2 separate regions of the Homo sapiens genome follow, and region 2 is linked to region 1. A link is a contact called in ENCODE Hi-C or POLR2A ChIA-PET data. All regions are on one chromosome and are shown on one strand. Each heading gives the region's core, a stretch centred on a gene start or an enhancer-like site at or near the end of the contact. The rest is flanking DNA. Distances are from core to core; before and after follow the strand shown.

Region 1 (2,941 bases), core at 261-2,760:
TTTTAAACCAGCAAATTAAAGCTGTCGAGGGCCAGGCTCATGCACGTAATCCCAGCACTTTGAGAGGCTGAGGTGGACAGAACACTTGAGTCCAAGAGTTCGAGACCAGCTTGGGCAACATGGTGAAACCCCATCTCTACAAAAAATAGCCAAGCCTGGTGGTGCACACCTGTAGTCCCAGCTACTGAGGAGGCTGAGGTGGGAGGATCACTTGAGCCTGGGATGTTGAGGCTGCAGTGAGCCGTGATTGTGCCACTACACTCCAGCCTGGGTGACAGAGCAAGATCTTGTCTCAAAAAAAAAAGCTGTCAAGAAAATTAAATATAATGTGCATTTAAGCTCTATTACTACTATAGTGTAACCTGCCTTAACCCCCATTTTATTTTCTCCCTTGAGCCTCATCTGGAACCTTCCTTGAGCCTCATCTGGAACCTTCCTTGAGCCTCATCTGGAATTCTCCCTTGAGCCTCATCTGGAATTCTCCCTTGAGCCTCATCTGGAATCCTCATCAGGATTTCCAGAGTTGTACTTTCACTTCCCATCTCTCTCCCTCCCCTAAAGTTTTCTGCTACATTTTCTTCTTTCTGCTCATAAGTCATGACCCTGGGCATAACAGTGTCTGCTCCCGTGGTCCATCTCACTGGCCACTGATGGACATAGTTCGATGAGGCAAAGCTGCCTTGCCTCCTTCAGCACACAGGGACTAATGGACAGACCTACGTGATGCTGAGTTGTTTGCCGATGTGTATTATTATTGCTCTCACATTTTGTCTGTTAGACGTTTTAAATGCTACTGATTTTCTCAGAAAAAGTGAAGATATTTTTGTACATTATTTTCCTGTCTTTTGCATACTCAGCCAACCCAAGGATGCCTGTTTCTATGGCTCCCGGCCTCATCACACATCCAGACTTATATGTGTCAAGAGCTGGACAGGAATTTCTAGCCCTGCAAGTCCCAGGTGTCACTTGTCAACCTTAGATATGGAGCCTTTGTCCCACAACATTGTATCACAATTGCTTTGCCACTTTGTCAGATGACATGGAAAGAAGAAAAATGAGCCCTTGGGTTCTCTGAGCTTAACCCTGCGATTTAAAACATGGCTTGGATGATCCATAGTATCTGAAGAAAATCCCTTAATTGTAACACTGCATCCTTAGTGATTGAAGCCTCAAGCGTTCTGTTAGCTTTCCTTAAAACAATTCCTTTGTTTTACTGCCCCAGGAAGGTAAATCCGGTTTCTACTATTAAACATGTCATTTTATTCATAGTACAGTGGCTTCTTTCAGGGGATGTTTTGTGTTTTTAGACCTGGAGATACAGTGACTAATACTGGCAAACACATTTACATTGGTCCGAAACTTTCCAATACTGAAGGAGCCTTGGCATTTGAACAGAAGGAAAATAAGAATGTATGAATTGTGCCCTACCTGGCACCTCCTGGAGTGGAAAAATAAAACACAGCTCCTTTTAACAGGCATGGACGAGGACAGGGAGCCCCCTTGCGGTGATTTCCTGGAGGCAGCATTGCATTGTATTTAGGATGAAGACCTAGGTTCACCTGCCCTGCTGTGAAATCCAGCTCCAATTTTACCACGTGTGAGGCCTTGAGAACGTTACTGACTCTCTCTGTGCCTGTTTTCTTTCAAATGGGGGTGATCATTGTAAGGACTGATGAAATAATGAATGTAAAACCTTTAGCCCCGTGCCTGCCACATAAGGGCTCCATGTATGTCAGCTTGGCAGTGGGCTACTTCCCTGTAACGGACCCAGAACAAAGCAGTAAACTTTACAGGCCTGGATGCCTGCCGCACTGTGCTGCTGGCTGGTAGAACAGACAAACCCTCCTTAAATTCACGTAAGCACAGGGCACACGGGGCAGACATTATTGTACCGAGATGCACTCATTTTTATGGCCCAGGGATGAAGACCCCTTGACATTCCATAGATACCAGCTCTGGGATAAAGGAGAGACTCCTGGACTACAGGCGCCCAGTGTTGGGCACTTTCTGGAAAAAATTCCAAAAAGGCTAAATTCGCAAAAGAGAGAAGTGAGACAAATTGGCCTCCATGTCTGTCATCAACTATGGGGATGGAAATGAATGGTTTTATGATCTGGGAGATGATGTGACATGTCCTTTGGACAATAATTCATACTCCCCTTGAAAAACAATGTTTAAGGTTGTTATACAGATATATTGGTGTGATTCCAAAGATGCTGGGAAGGCCTTTCTCAAAAATAAGCCACTCCCAAATGACTTAAGTTGACAGTAATTTAAAGAGAACCATTTACTCCACAAACTGAACCTGGGTCTAGAATGAAAATAGCTCTAAGAGAAAAAAGGAAGTAACTAACATCTCACTAATGTGTAAATTTGTAATAACGTACCTTTTCTGGAAGCATCTTGAGGCGTTCAGCTAAAAGGAAGGTCTCAGAAATACTATGTTGTCAGCATACCATGTTCTCCCATATTTGCCATGATGCTATTAATGACCAACATTATTATTAGGTCATTTGTAAAGGACAGTCCAAGCAAGGGGGATCATGCTACTTATAACAGTGGAGCTGCCCCAACCAAAATCTCAAACTCTACTCCTCTATATATTGCACTGTGCATTACGCTCCTGCCTGGCCTCAAGTGATCCTCCTGCTTCCCATCCCAAAGTGCTGGGATTATAGGCATGAGCCATTGCAGCCAGTTTGCAAATTTCTTTTTGTAAAAGTAAATTAGCTAGGATCCTTTCTAGCAGAGAGCCTCCTGGCTTTGTCACTAGCTTTGTGTTCTTAAGCAAATGATACAGTTTAATCTGTATTTGGATCTTTGTGTTGCACAGGAAAATCGTCCCCACCCTGCCTGCCTCAGAGGCCTGGTGAGTGAAGTGGGTTGTGGAATGTGAAAGAGCTCTGGGAAGTCCAAAGTGCTGAGGAGGTGTGTATTACTC
Region 2 (2,941 bases), core at 195-2,694, 70 kb before region 1:
TTCTGGTGGGAGTGCAAGATGTTACATTGCTTATAGAAGGCCAGTGGTAATATTTATTAAAATTACAAGTACATTTGCTCTTTAAGTGTGTAATCCAATCCACTTCTGGAACTTTATTCTCAAAACATACTTGCAAAATTATTTATGCAGCATTGTTTGCAATAGTAAAAGATTAGAAACAACTCACTATCCATCAGTGGGGGACTGGTTAAGTAGTTCATGTTTCATCCTTAGAATGGAGTTAATGTTATGCAGCTATACAAAGTAGGAAGAAGTTTGCTGTGAATTTAGATTTTTTCCACGAATCTTGAGGAGTTCCGAGATAAAATAATAAGGAAAAGAGGGAAGGAGGGAGGAAGGAAGGAAAGAATATGTATATAATATGCTACCTTTTGTGTAAGAAAGGGAGGAAATGAGACTGTTTATTGTTATTTCCATGTAAAGAAATTATCTAAAGGTATACAGGAAGGCAGGGGAAGAGGAATGGAAAGGAGTAGATGGACACAGAGATGGGAGTAAGATGTCTCAATATGTTATTTTTTGATTGTGTGAAAATGTATTGCATGTTTAAAATAAAATTTTAAAAAGAACAAGTAGTCAGCAAGCACTGGCAGCATTTATAAAATGGTTTTGAGGTCTTTGAGTACAGACCATCATAAAAGAGCCATTGTATTCAATTAGCAGATGTCCAGCCAATGTCTTCTGGATGCCCCAGTGAGTGACCAGATTTCTAATATGTTCACAGATGTTCTTTGTTTTGTTTAACCACGCTATATTAATAAAGCTCATACTTCTTAGCATTCCCTATAAGCTTAAGCAATACTGATTGCAATTAGGCCAAATATATACCTGCTGAATTGAACTCTTCAAAGTAGAGTTTTATGAGAAGGGAAGCCAAGCTTAAAGAGTGAAATATTTTGATAATCCCTGGCATATAAGAAAATTTAAGAAAACCAACCAGGCTTAACATCTTCAGCTCAAAACACTACTTAACTGTGTGTTAAATTATAGTGCCAAAATTCATTCACTTTCCATTTGCATCTGATTCATCATTGCTCTAATTTTTAATGTTCTTAAACATTACCAGTTGAAGCTGTTAAAATCCAGTAAGTGCCTTCGCAGACCCAATTAAATGCCCAATTACCAATTTTAGGCTCTTGACTTACATTTTAAAATTAAGTGAACCTTGCCCTGCAGCTGAATTGCTAATGGATAGCGTATCTCAAGGGAAGTAAGATTCTCAGTGTTCTCTCTCAGGAACATCGTTTCCACAGTTTAAGCAGAAACACAAGTACATCATTGCTGCTTCTATGTCAAACCCCTTGTGCTGCCCCATACTAATGTGAGTTATAACTATGGGTGTCCTTGCAAGAAGAGGAAGGAGATTGAGGGCAAACATGTGTTGTCAGAGCCTGGGCAGGGGCACTGGAATAATTTCCTTTTCAAGAAAATAATAGTGCCTTTGTGTTGAGGCCAGGAAACAAGATGAGGAAGTTTGGAGTTCTGCTTTTCAATATAAATATGTATTTAACAAGATTACTTCCTAAACATTAAGTTTGAGCATAGAGTATCCAGAATTCTTGGCCAGGATATGAGTTGCCTTAAGATTCATCCCAGGTCAAGGCAATCTAAAAGAAATCAGCTGCTCTCTGGCTGGCTTTATTTCTGTACCTGTAAGGCAGGCCTTCCCGGTTAGTAGGGTTCCTCTTTTTAGTTATGGAAGCACAAGGGTAGTTTCAGAGTTAAATGAGATCTGCCTTGCTTCTCTTTTCCTTGATCCTTATCAGCCTTCCACCCACAGCACAAATGACACTGCTTTCATAAAGAAGCTGTCCTGCATCCACCAAAAACCCACCTCTCACCCCACCCCTCCACTCTGTTTGGTGTTATACACTTGTGATGATAATAAATACACAGTGCCGTATTTATCATATCCTGCCACTATTTCAACGCTTAGGAACTTGTCATTTCTCTTCTGAAATGTGAACCCCCTGATGAATATGACTGCACTTCAATCACCTTGTACCTATTTCCACCCCTCAACTCATTTCCCCTCCCGCCACCCTTACCCCTTGTGTCACTTTTCCTTCAGTATGCACACAGTAAATATTTTTTGATGAATGTTATTTGTGCCTTCAGATTTTTCCAGAAGAATAGTCACACTGCTTTATGATTCAAGTGTTGGCAGTTTAAATTCCTCTTAAGTGAAATAGAAAATTTACATAAATGTCTCATATTCGGCTATGATTCCCTCCAGGGGAATTTAGGAAAGTTATGAGCATAACATCTTTCCACTTTCAACAGAATAGATTTCTCATAGCATGAAGCTCCTTCCTGCCAAGAGTCCTCCCCTTGCTACCCCACCCCAACAGTTCATCCAACAATCTTTTTAAGAATCTCAAATGAGTCCTAAAACAATGCCTGGACATAAAGAGTTGAAGATTCTTTGTGTGTTGGACGTTTAAAATGAATAGACATTATACATTTTCAGCTTTTATGTAAAGATCAATCATACTATTTTTATCTATAAAGTGGTATTCTGTTTCTCATTTTATCAGTGAGATCTCCAGGCTTGAGAGAAGGGGCATCACAGTGGGCAGCATGCACTTCTGTGACTCATAGAATTGTGAGGGCGCTCTTAGGGTCTTTCTCATCTGGTGTTTTTGAGACCCAGATAGGAAAAGACACATGTAATGTCCATGGACAGGTAGGCAGAATGGGCACAGGACCCCCAGCCTCCTGACTCCCGGTCCAGGGCTTTCTCTCCGATGCTTCCTCCCTGTTAGAGCTGCTGCTGTTATTCAGTTAGCTGCAGTCAGTGCTAATGGGTACAAGGTTCATTCTCCATGTAGAGCAGCTTCCTTTGCAGAAGGGATTGCTTAGTTTCTAGGCCAAATCCTGTGCTGTTTTGGCCCATGATGGAGCAGGCGAGGAATGATAG

Evidence for each region. A loop is a pair of places that touch in the nucleus more often than their neighbours do. ChIA-PET counts read pairs that join two places held with the same protein, here RNA polymerase II (POLR2A). Pooled maps may share reads with other maps.
Region 2: a pooled map shows a loop between it and region 1 (2.3-fold over the local background). The contact joins two enhancer-like sites. A Hi-C loop is called at or near these places in 4 of 168 maps with a recorded cell type or tissue (Caco-2, Calu3, HepG2 and 1 more) and 6 of 50 pooled maps. POLR2A ChIA-PET finds 5 or more read pairs at or near these places in 2 of 52 experiments (Caco-2 and HepG2).

What each region holds. Positions count from the first base shown.
Region 1 is chr14:24,804,965-24,807,905 of GRCh38, reverse strand. No RefSeq gene overlaps it. Among named protein-coding and RNA genes, the nearest start is that of GZMB, 170 kb to the right of the region's middle. Within about 2 kb of position 1,510, at least 5 of the 41 ENCODE cell types and tissues checked have a DNase peak (open chromatin) inside an H3K27ac peak, as active enhancers do.
Region 2 is chr14:24,874,939-24,877,879 of GRCh38, reverse strand. The region is part of intron 2 of STXBP6 (syntaxin binding protein 6); the gene reads left to right. Among named protein-coding and RNA genes, the nearest start is that of STXBP6, 170 kb to the left of the region's middle. RefSeq lists a silencer at 2,703-2,941. Within about 2 kb of position 1,444, at least 2 of the 41 ENCODE cell types and tissues checked have a DNase peak (open chromatin) inside an H3K27ac peak, as active enhancers do.